2 separate regions of the Mus musculus genome follow, and region 2 is linked to region 1. A link is a loop called in an ENCODE intact Hi-C map of the cell type or tissue named here. Cell type or tissue: left cerebral cortex. All regions are shown on one strand.

Region 1 (8,000 bases):
CTTAAGGCTGAGTAGAGGTTGCTTTGAGTGTTTTGTCTCTTTGTTCTTCATGTCTCTCTAAGCAATAGGCTGTTGCTCACACACACAAATAATATGGCTCAAGCATCTCCTATGAAATGGAGTTTATTTGTATATAAGCTACACATACCTTCCCATATGATCTATGTCTTTAAATTGATAGAAATATTAAGTAACCCAGCTATACTACTCCTGGGCTCGTACCCAGAAGATGCTCCAACATGTCATAAGGACACATGCTCCACTATGTTCATAACAGCCATATTTATAATAGCCAGGAGCTGGAAAGAACCCAGATTTCACTCAACCGAGGAAGGGATACAGAAAATGTGTTACATTTACACAGTGGAGTACTACTCTGCTATTAAAAATGATGGATTTATGAAATTCTTAGGCAAATGGATGGAACTAGAAAATATCATCCTGAGTGAGGTAACACAATCGCAAAAGAACACACATGATATGTTCTCACTGATAAAGGAATATTAGTTCCAAATACTCAAAATACAATTCACAGACCACATGATGCTCAAGAGGAAGGAAGACCAGAGAGTGAATGCTTCAGGCCTCCTTAGAAGGAGAACAAAATACAGGAGCAAATATGGAGATAAAGTGTGGAGCAGAGACTGAAGGAAAGGCCACTCGGAGACCGTCCCACCTGGGGATTCATCCCACATAGAGTTGCCAAACCCAGACTCTATTGTGGATGTCAAGAAGTGCATTCTGAAAGGAGCCTGATATGGCTGTCTCCTGAGAGGCCCTGCCAGAGCCTTACAAATATAGAGACAGATGTTAGCAGCCAACCATTGGACTGAGCACGGGGTTCTTAATAGAGGAGTTAGAGAAGGGACTGAAAGAGTTGAAGGGGTTTGCAACCCCATAGAAATAACAACATTATCAACCAACCACATACCCCAGAACTCCCATCAACAAAGGAGTACACATGGCTCCAGTTGCATGTGTAGCAGAGGATGGCCTTGTCATACATCAATGGAAGGAGAGGTGCGTGGTCCCATGAAGGCTCGATAGATGCCCCAGCTTAGGGGAATCAAGGGAGGGGAGGTGGGAGTGGGTGGGTGGGTGAAGGAACACCCTCATAGAAGCAGGGGGAGGGAGGATGTGGTAGGGTGTTTCCAGGAGGGAGGGAAACCAGGAAAGGGGATAATATTTGAAATGTAAATAAAGTATCCAATAAAAAAAGGAATATTAAATGTAGTGAGCAGGCTCTGTAATCCATATTTGGCTGAACTGTGGAAAGGGAGGGTCAACCATACTAGATGTTTGTTGCATAAATGAGTTTAGAGAGGCAACCGGGGCTTTAAAAATAGCCCTGGAAAGGATAGCTCACAGATTGCACCATGGCTACCACAGTCCCACTGTGCTTTGCAAAGCCAAAGGCTCAGAGAAGGTTGCGAGAGGACGACTTAAGTTTAAGTGAGCAGCTATCATGAGAACTAAGGAAGGAGAATATTGCGAACTCCCACTTGCTCAGGGATACAAGTGGACAAACTCTGAGAATAAATTACTGGAAGTATAACCATATAACCCTTATCAGTCTGAAGTCAGTACCTAGCCAATAGTATTTTTTTTTAAATAAAAAGAGATCATTTGGGCTGGAGAGATGGCTCAGCATCACTGACTGCTCTTCCAAAGGACCTGGGTTCAATCCCCATCACCACAGGCAGTTCAGAACTGTCTGCAATTCTTGTGCAGGGGAGATCTGCACCCTCACATGGACACACATGCAGGCAAAACACCGGTGCTTATAAGATAAAAACTGATAATAAATTATTTTGAAAAAAAGATAGAAAATGGTTGAAATTTGACTACTGACGGAGAGCTATGAAAGGTTCATTGTGACAAGTGACTCATTCCCCAGAGAGCCTGTGAAGATGGACACAAGCCATATCCAGCACGAGGTTGAGCGCTGGGTTTTTATTCAGACACTAACATCAATCATTATGCATTTTGGATCTTGGAACACTGTCATGGGTAGTTTGGATTTATCAATTGAGACATTTCATACAAATGAAAAATTGTGGCATATGGCTGGCTCTTCCTGCTGCAATTGTTTTTTTTTCCAATTTTCTATCAATTTAGCATGACTAAACTTCCAGTGAGCCGCATCTATCTAAAAACATGTCCAAATGAACAAAGGTTTACCACTAATGGGATTGGCTCACAGGGAGGGGGGAGGAATGAGAGGACTAAGTGCCTGGTGCTTTTTATGAATCTGTTGTTAGCCAAAGTAGCTGCTGATGTTTGAAGCTATGTTAAAAGAAACAATGTAACAAAGACAAACCATCAGTGCATCTGGTCCTGGAAAGCAGCTCAGTAGGAGAGTCACCTGGTCCTCCCTCGCATCCACAGGGCTAGTTTTTGTTTGTTTGTTTGCTTTTTAATTTAACAGAGAAGTGAGATTATTCTTTTCATTAATTATTCACTTTACATCCAGATCGCAGCCCCCTCTCCTGCCCCCCACAGCCCCTTCTCAGTGAAGGAGAAGAGGCCCTCCTCCTCTGTAACTAACCGATCCTGCCTCATCAAATCACTGCAGAATTAGGTACATCCCCTCCCACTGAGGCCAGACAAAGTGGCTCAGTTAGGGAAATGGGATCCGCAGGCATGCAGAAGTCAGGATAAGCCCCGGCTCCAGTTGTTGGGGGACCTGCATGAAGACTGAGCTGCACATCTGCTACATATGTGTGAGGGGGCCCAGGTCCAGCCCATGCTTGCTCTTTGGTTGGTGGTTCAGTTTCTGGGAGCCCCCAAGGGTCCAGCATAGTTGACTCTGTTGGTCTTCCTGTAAAGTCCCCCAATCCTTTCCTCAACTCCTCCACAAGACTCCCCCAGCTCCCTAATGTTTGGCTATGGGTCTCTGTTTCTGTTTGCATTAGCTTCTGGGTGGAGCCTCTCAGAGGACAGCTATTCTAGCCTCCCATCTGCAAGCATAACAGTATCATTTATCATGTCAGGGACTGGTTTTGGTCCATGGGATGGGTCTCAAGTTGGGCCAGTTATTTGTTGGCCATTCCCTCAGTCTCTGCTCCATCTTTGTCCCTGCATGTCACGTAAACAGGACACATTTTGAGTTAAAGGCTTTGTGGGTGGGTTGCTGTCCTTATTCTTCCAGTGGTCGTCTTACCTGGCTACAAGAAATGGCCACTTGAGGCTCGAGATCCTAGTTTTGTTGTTGTTGTTGTTGTTGTTGTTTTGTTTGTTTGTCATTGCATTTAAATTCCTTCTTTTCCTTCTTTTTTTTTCATTTAAGGCAAGAAAGGAAACTCAAGTGTAAATATGGAAAAGCAAATATTGTAGATTTGTTTATCTGTTTAGACAGTATCTCCATGAAGCCGGTACTACGTAGCTTAACATTCACTATGGAGCCAAAGTAGCCCTTGAACTCCCAGAGATCTTCCTACCTCTTTCTCCCAGGTGATGACATTAAATGTATAAGCCACCATACCCTGCATCTCCCTATTTCTTTCACTTTTTTTTTCTTTTTTTTCTATAGCTATACAGGAATGCAAGCTTGACTGAAAATTTTCTTCAGTATTTTAATCTGCAGTTGATCATCACGGCCAGTAGATGGTGCTTGTGTCCCTACAAGGAAAATTCTGGGCAGCATTAAATACGAGAAATTTTTAGAAATCTGGGAATTTAATGAATCTCCAACTGAACCCAGTAGAGAAATTAAGAATAGTTATTTCTTGAAACAATTTTATGACACCAGAAAAAATATCTCCACAAGTTCCTCTTTCTTCACAGGAAAACACAATGCCTGATGTCTGTCTAAACATCCCACATTTGAACTCTAAATTTATATTTAATATCATGGACATGTGGTTTCAGTAAGGACACTGTGGATGATGCCCAGCTCAGACACAGAACTTGGAGGCTTTGAGCTGGATCTAATCTGAAGGCTGGCTTTCAGAGTCCTGGAAGGTATATTGCAAACTGCTAAGGCAAGCAGACAGCCAATAATCCTACACAGCTGTTACTGACACCCACGAACCGCAACAGTGACCAGCACAGCAAGATGTCCCTACAGCTCATGGAACAACAGTGTGCATGTTCCTCAAAGATCTCAAAATAGATCTACTATATTATCCAGCTATACCACTCTTGGGTGTATACCCAAGGACTGTATGTTCTACTACAGCGAGTCTGCTACCTGCTCATTCATATTCATGGTTGCTCTATGTATAATGGCCAGTAAATGGAAGCAGCCAAGATGTCCATAATAAAATGTGGTCTATTTACATAATGGCATATTTCTCAGCTGTTAAGAAAAAAGAGGGAATTCTAAGCAAATGAACTGGAAACAATTCTTCTGAGTGCTGTCGTTTTAGACACAGAGACCTCCGGAACTTATGATTCCATGACATCACTTATGAAGTCTTGGTTCAGCCCCACCTTTCTTTCTTTCTCTTTTTATTAGATACTTTCTTTATTTACATTTCAAATATTATCCCCTTTCCTTGTTTCCCTCCGAAAACCCACCCTTCCACCCACTCCCACTTCCTGGTCCTAGCGTTCCCCTACACTGGAGAATCAAGCCTTCACAGGATCAAGGACATCTCCTCCCATTGATGACCAACAAGGCCATCCTCTGCTACATAAGCAGCTGGAGCCATGGGTCCCTCCATGTGTACTCTTTGGTTGGTTGTTTAGTCCCTGGGAGCTCTGGGGGGGGTATTGTTGTTCATATTGTTGTTCCTCTTATGGGGCTGCAAACACCTTCAGCTCCTTGGGTACTTTCTCTAGCTCCTCCATTGGGGACCCTGTACTCAATCCAATGGATAGCTGTGAGCATCTACCTCTGTATTTGTCAGGCACTGGCAGAGCCTCTCAGAAGACAGCTATATCAGGCTCCTGTCAGCAAGCACCTTTTAGCATCCACACTAGTGTCTGGGTTTGGTGACTGTATAGTGGATGGATCCCCAGGTGAGGCAGTCTCCGGATGGCCTTTCCTTCAGTCCCTACTCCACACTTTGTCTCTATATCTCTTCCCATGGGTGTTTTGCTCCCCCTTCTAAGAAGGACTGAAGCATCCACACTTTGGTCTTCCTTCTTCTTGTCAGTCCTACTTATAAACTTTCAAAGTTCCCACTGCTTTCTAGCTAGTATGTCAGCTCATGGAATTTTGATACCATTTCTGTAATACATCTATTTTCCTACAGAACTAAGTGTCTAAGAGATGGTGTTAGCAGCCGAATAGCTGTGTCAGTGTGGAACACAGAGTTGGTCCTAGCAAGTAGTTTGGAGAACCAAAGATCTAAACTTTAAAATGGGGCTAGCTCATTGGAAGGATCTGAGGTTTTTAACAAGTTTCCAATTCTAATCTTCAGCTATTGCCAAAAATAAGCTCCAGAGCTTGCATAAGAATCCCAATAAATTAACAACCAGATTGCATTAGCCTAATAAATGCATGGGCAACTTTTGACTTTACAGAACTTTGATTGCCCTGTAAAATCTGCTCATATGCCCCAGTACAGGGGAATGCCAGGGCCAAAAAGGGGGAGTGGGTGGGTAGGGGAGTGGGTGGGGGTGGGTATGGGGGACTTTTGGTTTAGCATTGGAAATGTAAATGAGCTAAATATCTAATAAAAAATGGAAAAAAAAGAAAAAATTCAGAGGTTGCCAATGGTGTAAGAATCAGGTGGACGGTGACTGTGGGGGCATTGCCTAACTCACTCCTGTGCGTGTGAGTTACCAGCATTTTTCAGATACTCTGACCTGGAGTAAGAAGGTAGGTTACCCGTGCATATGTCTCAGCTCGCAGCTCCTCTGAATAGACTTGTGGGAAGATCTCTGGGGTCAAATGCACGATGGTTCTCTGTCTATGGTGAAGCTTCATCCTGGGATCAACACTCTTCTTGTCTGGGCAACATCTGTACCAGAAAAATCCCCCAACTTCAGGTACACACTCTCAACTTCAACACACAGTCACAGTGCATCCCTCCAGTCTCACTGCATCCCTCCAGTTGCAAACAGAATCATTCCCCCATAGATTAAGTCTACAAATCCAAAGGTGTGCTCACTTGCTCTCTCTCTCTCTCTCTCTCTCTCTCTCTCTCTCTCTCTCTCTCTCTCTCCTCTCTCTCTCTCTCTCCTCTCTCTCTCTAGGGAATGATCCTTTGGAGTCTCTTTCAGCTTTTGGTAGCCCTATCATTCTTGGACTTGCAGAGTTCATCCCCTGCCTCTATGGTCACAGGGCTTGTTGTGTCTTTGCCTGCTCTTGCCTTTTGGTGGCCTCTCTTCTCTCCATGTATGCAATAACAATACTGTTAAGGACTCCTTTTTTCACTAGGACCTCATTTTAACTTAATTAGTTATACCCGGAAAGATCCCACTTCTGTATAGGTTTCCATTCTCAGATGCTCAGGATTAAGAGTGCAACATAGAAATTTTGCATTATAGACAGCTCAATCTATAGCAAGCTGCTTTAGTCAGCAAAGCCAGACACTAAAAATAGCCCAAATGCCCTTCAAGTAGAGAATGGATGAACAAATATGGTATCTTTACATAACAGGATATTACTCAGAAACAAGCAGATGAGTTACTGTTAAATACACCACCTTGGATGGATCTCAAGTGCTTAGTGTGGAAGAAATGGGAGGAGAGGGCTACACCCAGCAAGGGTTCTAATACTCACCAATACTTCCACACCCAGCAACGGTTCTACACTCACCAAAGATTCTATACTCAGCAACGGCTCCACACTTAGCAATGCTTCCACTCTCACCAGTGGCTCAGAGTTCTTCTATTTGTAGTAGCCTTCTGCATGAGGCATAGACATAGAAGCACAGGAAACATCAGTATTCCCAGGTATGGAAAGGATAGGGAAAAAATTCAAAAGAGACTGGGGGGGGGCGGCTGATGGAACATTATCATCAGCATCTTGACATTAAAGCTGGCTCTATGACTGTACATGTTTGTATACATCTAGAGAACCACACTGCAAAAGAATTGAATATATGCAACTCACACACCAGTAAGCTTGACCCACCCCTCCACAATGGTGTTAGAGAACGTGGATATTAATGGCTATGGGCTGAACATAGCTTGTTACCCCACCCCCCCAAAAAAACCTGTGTTGACATTGCATCCTCATCAGACAATGCAGAAGTGCAATCCGCAGGCCCATTTACGAGGTGCCTGAGGCTCTGCTCTCATCCGTGGGGGAGTCTGTTTATGTGACTGAAAAGTGGTGGTCCAATGGGTTATCTAGGGTGGGTCTGTTGTGGAAGCTTGTTTGGCTGCATCTCTCCTACACTCCCCATCTCCTGCCATGTGACGATGCCTTCTGACATAGCCCCTCAACCACAGGGCAGAGTAGGAGCCAAAATAAGTTTACCCAGGGGATAGAGAAATGGTTAAGTTGGGTAAGAGTCCTTGCTTGGCAATCCTGGGGACATGAGTCAGGATAGTCATGTGGACCCACGGAGCACATGCATGCACGCATGCAACACACACACACACACACACACGTACAAAGAAAAACAATAACAACTAAAGAATAGGCTTTATCTATACTGTGGTAGTGTATTATTAGCAGTAAACTGGAGAAGACATCCACATACAAGAAACACACATGCACACACTTCCCTCTCACACATAAACACTACCTTAAAATAAATCACCAACTTCAAGGTAAAAGCTAAAACTACCCAACTTTTAGAAGAAAACAGAAAACTCTTCGAAACCCTGGGAGAAAGCAAAATTTTCTTAGATGTGGTATGAAAAGCAGTCTATATAAGGAGAGGGAGTCAGAGACAGACAGAGAGGGAAATGAGACTTCACCAGAACTTTAAATATGTCCCCTTGACGAAGGAGTTCTCTGGGATATTTAAAGAATTCTCAGAAAACAAGTGACGTCCACGAGCAAGATTTGAGCAAGTATTTTAAAAAACAGATAAGCATAAAAAGATGCTCACGGTAAATAGTCACTGAGGAACTGGAGACTGCAGTCCAATAAC
Region 2 (8,000 bases), 310 kb after region 1:
GTCATAGCTTTTGTTTCTCAGGGATGAGCCAGCTCATGAGATTAGGTTGTGCTACTGTGCTGAGCTCCATGGGCAATGCTTCAATAAATATTCCATACATTTCCTCTCTTGTGTATGAAACAATACGTAAGTGTTCTCTGAAGTGTTGCATCTTGGTCATTTACTATAAAGTTCATCCATTACAGCACACATTAACTTGCATCGTTCCAGGAAGGACAGCATGTGACGCTGGTTTTTCTCTTACAGGTTGTGGAACTGGAAAGTATCTTAAAGTGAATAGCCAAGTCCATACTCTGGGCTGTGACTACTGTGGGCCTCTGGTAGAGATTGCCCGGAATAGAGGGTGTGAAGTCATGGTATGTGACAACCTTAATCTTCCCTTTAGGGACCAGGGCTTCGATGCTATCATCTCCATAGGAGGTAAGGCAGCCAGGCTTTCATACTTTGCCATGAAAAAAAAAAAACCCACAATCAGACAACTCACATGACTCAATGTCCATTCTGTATAGAGGTCTATGCAATGCATTTTGTCTAAATTTAAAATATACACACTCTGTCGCATGACTTATTTGACTCCTGCCTAATACAGTTATGATATGTAAGCGGTTTTAACTTTCAACTTTCAGGCTGTTATTGTGTTATTTTTGATGATTTGTTCCCATGTGTTTCGCTACATGCAAGAAGGGTGTCGGAGCGCCTACTCATTGAAAATGTACTTTGCTATATTGAGATCAGGTCAGATCCTCCTGACACAAAGGGGATTATTCAGGTTTCATGTTAACAAAAACAGACTACAGCAGTGTCCTTGAATTTCAACAGAAAATTCTAGAACTAATGTATTAAACATCCCCCCGAACAAGTATGCCATCCACTGCTACTCAAGTTCCCGGAAAAGGCAGACCCTACCTGGTCCCAGATTTCATTGTCTTAGCATGTCTTTCTGTTCCTAATTCTAGAATTTGTTGATGAATCTAGGGAATTTTTTTTCTCACATTTCACAAGCCTCCCCAGGAAACTCCATGCCAAAGTGAACAAAACAACAGGAATATCAGCAAAGTCCATGCCTGGAACACGCACAGATGCATGAGACGTAGCTCATTTTACGCTGTACTACTTACTAGGAAACCCTGTACTAAAGTAATCCCCTAGCCAGGCAGGGTGCTACACACCTTTACTCTCACTCAGCATTTGGGAGACAGAAACGAGTGGATCTCTGTGAGTTGAAGCCAGCCTGGTCAACATAGCAAGCTGTAGGACATCCAAGACTACACGGAAAGACTTTGTCTGAGAAGTCCAAAAACTAGAAACAAACGACTCTTCTGATAAGTTCTTTTCAGTGGTAACATCTTTTGCAAAGCAAATTACTTGATTGAACACATTTTTTTAATTAGCCTTTTGACATAACAAACTTTATCAAACTATCAAAATAAGGTGATCTTAGGGAAGTTGACTACCATTCATTTTATATAGATAGATAGATAGATAGATAGATAGATAGATAGATAGATAGATAGATAGATAGAGATAGAGATAGAGATAGAGATAGAGATAGAGATAGAGATAGAGATAGAGATAGAGATAGAGATAGAGATAGAGATAGATATAGATATATAATACTTTCTTGAACTAGACAAGAGGTTGTTAGGTCTCCTCAGATGGGAACTGTATCTTTGCATAGTGGGAAGACACAGGCCTGGATGCCATAACTTTAGAAACGGTCAGGAACAGTGAAAGATGGTTGCCATGGGAACCTCCCTTATGCTGTCTTTCTTCTCTGCACTTGAGACTATTAGGTGCCTTTTGTGGTAAGCCTTAGTCCATGCAGGCTGCTATAACTAAGCATCACAGACCCCTGTGTTTTAAACAATAGACTTTTATTTCTTCCCTCAAAGAACCAGGCATGCCAGCTCCTTGAGAGGGCTTGCAGATGCCTACAGCCTCCATCCCTTTTTGCTGATTCCCTGTCTGACAGAGGTAGAGGCTGAAGATCAATCTCTTCATATGATGGCAGTAATCCAGTCATACAGGACCACACATGAGCCTAGTGATTTCCCAAAGGTCCCATTGCCTATGGACATAGTCTTTGTTGGAGTGACACAGATGTGTTAAAGGGCTCATTTTGACCTAAGCAACACAATGCTGAACTCTGAATCTTTAGTGGGAAAACATTTTTATTTAATCACCTTTCTAAAGAACTAAAAATTACAGAGACTTTAGGAGAAAGATAGAGTATTTGTGCTCATAAGCACAAAGCTGTTTATGTTGGTTTTGGAGTCCACAAGGCTCCTATCCCAGCACCACTCCGCTACTGTGACAGAGTGTGTAGTGTTGACTCCTTATCTGCTTTTCAGAAATGTGCCATGTTCCTATGTTCTCAGCTTAAAGGTCCCACCTTTCCCTTATAGAAAATGGAGGATGCTACACTCTCATTTGTGTCTGTTCCAAAGCTTATGTTAGAATGTGTCACAGCTCTTCTGAATGTATGAAGCCTGTTATAGAAGTGAGTTCATTATCACAAGGAAAGTCCCTAAACAAGAGAGTTGGAGAGAGATTGGCACAACTTTTTCCAAGGAGAGGTGAACCCCAGATAGGGCATCTAGTACAGTCAGGTTTCTGATAGGAACATGGGAAGACTTACTTATTACTTTCATGTCTCAAAGGCAACTTGCCACTGAAAAATTCCCACCAAACATAGCTTATAACTCATGGATAAGTGTCACAATGTATAACTCATGGATAAGTGTCACAATGTATAACTCATGGATAAGTGTCACAATGTGTAGGCAGCTTCGCTAAAGAGTCTCCTCTCCCCCAGCAACTGCTTACTCTTTGTATAGTCTCAGTGAGCGGCTTATAAGTCTTGTAAATTTTGTGAACTTCTAGTTTTCCAGGGTCTCACACTGCACCTTCCTTGAAGTTTTCAATTCAGAGGAAATATCTGTGTAACAGTGAGCTTGGCAGAGTGTCCCCCTCAACTCCCCATGCCTCACTCAGTGCTCTTTATCATTTGTGCCCTAAGCTATATCAGGAGGCAGCCTGAAGGTCCTCACCTATGCTGACCCGCTGTTTTGAAGAATTATGCTCAACTGGAAACACGACCCGAATAGGTTTCTATTGTTTAAAGTTTATTGTTTCATGTTTCTATCGTTTATCGTTTACCTAGTCTTTGGCATTCTGTTACAGTAGCAGAAATGCACTAATACACCCCATTACTTTCTTTCAATTGAAAAGGACTTGAGAGACATGGTGGCACATAGCTATAACCCCAGCCCTGTGCAGGCTGAGGCAGGAGAATCATAAGTTTAAGGTCAACCTGGAGTACACAAAGAGGTGTTGACTCAAAATAAATTAGCCTAACAAAAGTGTCCCTTTAAGTTCCCAAATATGCTATTAGGAATTATAGCTATGAGGTAACATGATAAGGTCATTTTCACATTTAGAATAATATGAGAAGTTTCAAAACTCACTCTTACATTCATATGTATTTATTCCCTATTTTTGAATTTCATATTTTGGCATTTCTGGCTTGTCCTGACATGAGGACATATCTTTCCCCCACTTCTTTATTTTCTTACGTTTTGGAGTCTTTTAGTAAAAGAGAGACAACTGCCGTACTCAGCTATAGGCACACTGGGCTTCCCTGGCAGATTCCGAGAAGGAACACTTTTTGCCCTTAGAGCAATTGGCAAACTGTCTAAAATCATGTAGCAGTGTAAACTGGTTGAATCAACCTCTTACCTCACGCCAGGCTCTCCAACACCCAACCTACAGGGAACATCCGGCAGTACCCGGTGACGTTTAGGGGAAGTCGCCAGGGGACAGGTATATATGTGCTATCGTCATTGACAGGAGGCTCCCCAACAACAGGAATCCTCAGGCCCCAAACACCAGTGAAAGCAGTGTTTTAAAGCCTGCTTTCTGCCAAACCTGGAAGTTCTGAGTGCTCAGTAAGACCTACGCACTTAGAAAGTTGAAGAACAGTAAGTCATAAAGTGAATGACTTGACAGGGTGTTAAAGGAAACCTGCTGTCACCATTTGGTTCTGTAATCCAAAAATTGGATCCAAGTCATCTTTTTAGCCTTTCCACCGGAAAATTGCTCTAAGTACATATATGCAATGTATATATGGACTGCAAATATGGAATACTATTTTTGCATTTGAGTTGTGACTATGATTCACCAACAAAAATGTTCTTTTACTTCTTAAAATTTTCAACATAGTTTCTCAGCAGTGACATTTCGGATAGATTTCACTCTAGTGATGTTCATGGTGCGTCCTACCAGAACTTGTATATGTGTGTGTATATATAACGTGTGTGTGTGTGTGTGTGTGTGTGTGTGTGTAACACATTTGACATGTGTGAGGAAATCTTCCTCTATAAGCTTCTTTTTCCTCCAAAACATTTGACTTGGAGCTGGAGGGATGGCTCAACTGTTAAGATCACCCACTACTCTTGCGGAGGACCCGGGTTCAGTTCCACAACCCAGGTTGGGTGGGTCACAGCTGCCTAGTGCAGTCCCAGAGGATCCAATACCCTCTTTAGCCTCCGTAGGCATCTGTATACATGCACCGTTTGCTCACACAGCTACATAAGCATAAATAAAATTTTAAAAACACTTGCTTTAAAAGTTTGTTACCTACTGCCTGTTACATACACATTTAAAACACAAGAGTCACTTTTCTGCATAAAACTATGATTAAAAATGAATTATTTTGTACTTATCAATAAATGAAGACTTTGTTTTCTATACAACACCCTTTGAAACCCAGTAGGGTCCTGGAACATTGAAGACCTATTAGTCTATTACAAAGAGTTATTTATAGCATGTAAACAGACCTGTTTTAATGTGTTTCCCTCGTCCCTTCTTTGGGCTTTACCAGGTTAATGCAGTGACTTATCACGATCCACAGAAGCTGCGTTCTGTAGAGCCTTGTGGACACTGCACAGCAGCTCACAACTGTCTGTACCTCTGGCTCCAAGGGGTTCAATACCCTCTTCTGGCCACTGCACAAATGTGGTGTGTACATACACTTATGCAGGTGAAACACCAGCCCACACACAAATAAAACAGACGATAGATATGATAGATCGAAAATAATGCCAATTGTATTCTTGAGTGACCTCCCTCCGAAAACTTTTTATATAGAGATCAGGCTTTTTATATGGGCCAGACTTCTCTTTAGTTATTTGATGCATACCTGTGGCAGGTAAACCTCAGAGCTCACTAGTTTAAAATCCTCACTAACGGCTAAATGATGTGAGCGTCAAGAGGACAGGTTCAGCTGCTCTCTGCCAGCGCTGCTGCCCACATCAGCGCTGGAGTTGCTCAGTTTTGCTTGGAACCAGACTCCTCCCTGATCTATGTAGAGGTTCCTGTTTGGAAACAGAGCTTCCTCTTGGCACAGTGCTGTGATTAAACACCTCCAGTACCTAATAGATGAGGACTTTTCTATATATTTGTTTGGTGAGAATACACCCAATAAAACTGGGGGTACAGTCAGAGGTAGAGTGTCTGTTATCATGCGCAGTCCCCTGAGTTCCTTAATTACCTAGTGTGACATAATCAGTACTACTAATAAAATGTACCCGTAATAGCACACATACACGTAGGGGAAAGATGGATTCTATTCAGGAAATACTCGAATCTCCCTCTGACTTTTCAGGGATTAAAAGTGAAATGATAACTAATACATTTTTTTAAGCACACACGATTATTGTATTATCATTAGGAAGGGCTTTTGACCTTGTGTTTAGCTGGCTTCTCTTTGCATCATCTAACTAAAAAATACATAATATTTAAACTTTCTCTGTATGTTGTTTTATTAATATTACTAACACTGATTCATGGTATTCACCCATGGCTTCTATAGAAACAAATTATTCAGTAAAACAATGAGTTAGTCCCTAGACTCCAACAGAGAACACGGCCGCACTACATGTCCCTTTCAGATTTCAGTCATTCACATTGGTTATCCTTGTGATAGCCAATTTTCAAATCCCATAGGCTTTGAGGCTGAAGAGAACTTGCTCATTATCTCTAAGGGTTTTTTGTTGTTGTTGTTTTGTTTTGTTTTTTATTAGACATGAGGGAACTTAAAATCTTCAGAATTTGTTCAAGTCAAAAACTGTCTCTGAAAGCCAGACCCATATTGTTTTTCCAGTTTATTGTGATAAGGTTCTCTGTAGGCCAGGATCTCATGACCAGTGTATATGTGTTCATGTATATGATATATGCACAACGACATCTATATTTTTTCTTTTTTAGTCATACATCATTTTTCTACAAAAGAAAGAAGAATTAGAGCAATAAAGGAAATGGCCAGGGTTTTAGCTCCCGGAGGCCAGTTGATGATTTATGTCTGGGCAATGGAACAGAAGAACCGACGCTTTGAGAAACAGGATGTACTTGTGCCGTGGAACAGGGCACTCTGTTCCCGGCTGCTGTCAGAATCCCACCAGTCATGGGGTCATCACTGTGAGCATCCCAGGAGCCGAGGCTTCCAGGGCCCCGGTTCCGTGTGCGGCTGCGCAGTGTGTTTTAAGGGCAGATGTGATTCCAAACGGTCCCACAGCATGGACTATGGGTCTGCGGTGGCCAGAACCTGCTGCGAAGCTATTTCAAAGGAAGGCGAGCGAGAGAACGGATTGTATAGCAATTTTGGGAAATCCTTTCGTTCCTGGTTTTTCTCCAGGTCTTTGGATGAATCAACCCTGAGGAAGCAAATTGAAAGAGTCAGGCCCATGAAAATCCCAGAGGCTTGGGCCAATAGCACCGTGTCCCAACAGCCTTCCAGACACCCCAGCTTAGACTTGCACGCTCCGGAGCCATTTTCAACAAAAGGACCAAACTTAGATGAGGTGTTCGTAGACACATCTTCTCAAAGACACTTGGGCTGGCTGAGAACACCTGGCACATCAGACAACTTCAGTGGACACAAGGGAGGAGGGAGCAGGAGGAAGGAGGGGGGCAATTTTCTGGACATCACTGATACCGGGGACAGTGTGGCTGCTAGTAACAGCAGTGATCCTTCTGCCAGAAAAATATTAAGGAGGGTTTCTGCATTCGACTCCAACGACTCCAACTCAGAAGACTCAAGCTTTTTGGAAGCACAACGGGATGCCACCGATTCCAAAGCCTTCATGCGTTACTACCATGTATTTCGGGAAGGTGAGCTCTCCAGCCTGCTGCAGGAGAGTGTGTCTGAGCTACAGGTTCTGAGCTCCGGCAATGACCATGGTAACTGGTGCATCATTGCAGAGAAAAAGAGGAGCTGGGATTAAACGACACGGCTCAAGGCAGAGGCTACGGTGGTGGCCTATCATCTGTTCAACGGGGCTGGTGTGGGTACCAGAAGCAGCATCCTGTTTCATTGTTTTCAAATCCAGGTACGAGTTGGTACTTAAGCACTTTGACCGCATCTTCCTAATTGTTGAGTAAGCACGAAGTCTGACACGTACTGCATCTGCTACAGGATCTGCCTGCTGAAGTTTCAATAAGAGAATCTGAGGAAGCAATAGGAACTGAACTTTAAGTATAGGCTTGATCTTCTTCCTCCCAGTGATGAAATTATTATAATATGTGTATGTCAAGCGTCAGTATTATCTTTTGGTTTTTAAATATTCTGCTGTTAAGTATACCCTTTAAAAGCAGTTTGTTTGTTTGTTTGTTTGTTTGTTTTAAATAAATTGCATTGGTTCTCAGGTAATTACTTAGACCTCTGTGGAAGGAACAAGGACACCTGTTCTGTGGCTGGGTGTGTTTGAGACTTGCTGTGGGGGTGTCTTGTTTCCTGACTTTGTTGCTAACTACGTCAAGCCTTCTAATATTGCCCAGATGTTCTAAATTACATGCAAACATCGTTTGGGATGAGCAGTGTTAATAATACTGTCTTCAGTGTTGCTCTGAAGCTTCTTAAAGGCGCTGTTAGCAGAGGGTTAGTGTTAGAGCAGCCAGCTCGAATGCCGCAGAATCAGCATATATCCACAGTACCACAGATA

The links. A loop is a pair of places that touch in the nucleus more often than their neighbours do. Peaks named below come from ENCODE experiments on the same cell type or tissue, not always from the same donor. Only the 100,000 strongest peaks of a DNase experiment are listed, where the experiment ranks them.
Region 2: it touches region 1 in a loop (4-fold over the local background); 5 of 42 quality-filtered maps call a loop at or near these places.

What each region holds. Positions count from the first base shown.
Region 1 is chr8:36,198,568-36,206,567 of GRCm38, forward strand. Gm35520 (a long non-coding RNA gene) reads left to right here. Exons shown (of 4, transcript XR_870363.2): 4 at 3,533-4,280. Among named protein-coding and RNA genes, the nearest start is that of Gm39165, 6.1 kb to the right of the region's middle. In left cerebral cortex, a CTCF peak has its summit at 3,612 (motif pointing right); DNase peaks (open chromatin) are centred at 1,976, 3,630, 4,045 and 6,597.
Region 2 is chr8:36,505,306-36,513,305 of GRCm38, forward strand. Trmt9b (tRNA methyltransferase 9B) reads left to right here. Exons shown (of 5, transcript NM_176952.5): 4 at 247-420; 5 at 6,268-8,000. The coding sequence ends at 7,283. Among named protein-coding and RNA genes, the nearest start is that of Trmt9b, 51 kb to the left of the region's middle. In left cerebral cortex, no CTCF peak of the experiment used is centred here; a DNase peak (open chromatin) is centred at 4,003.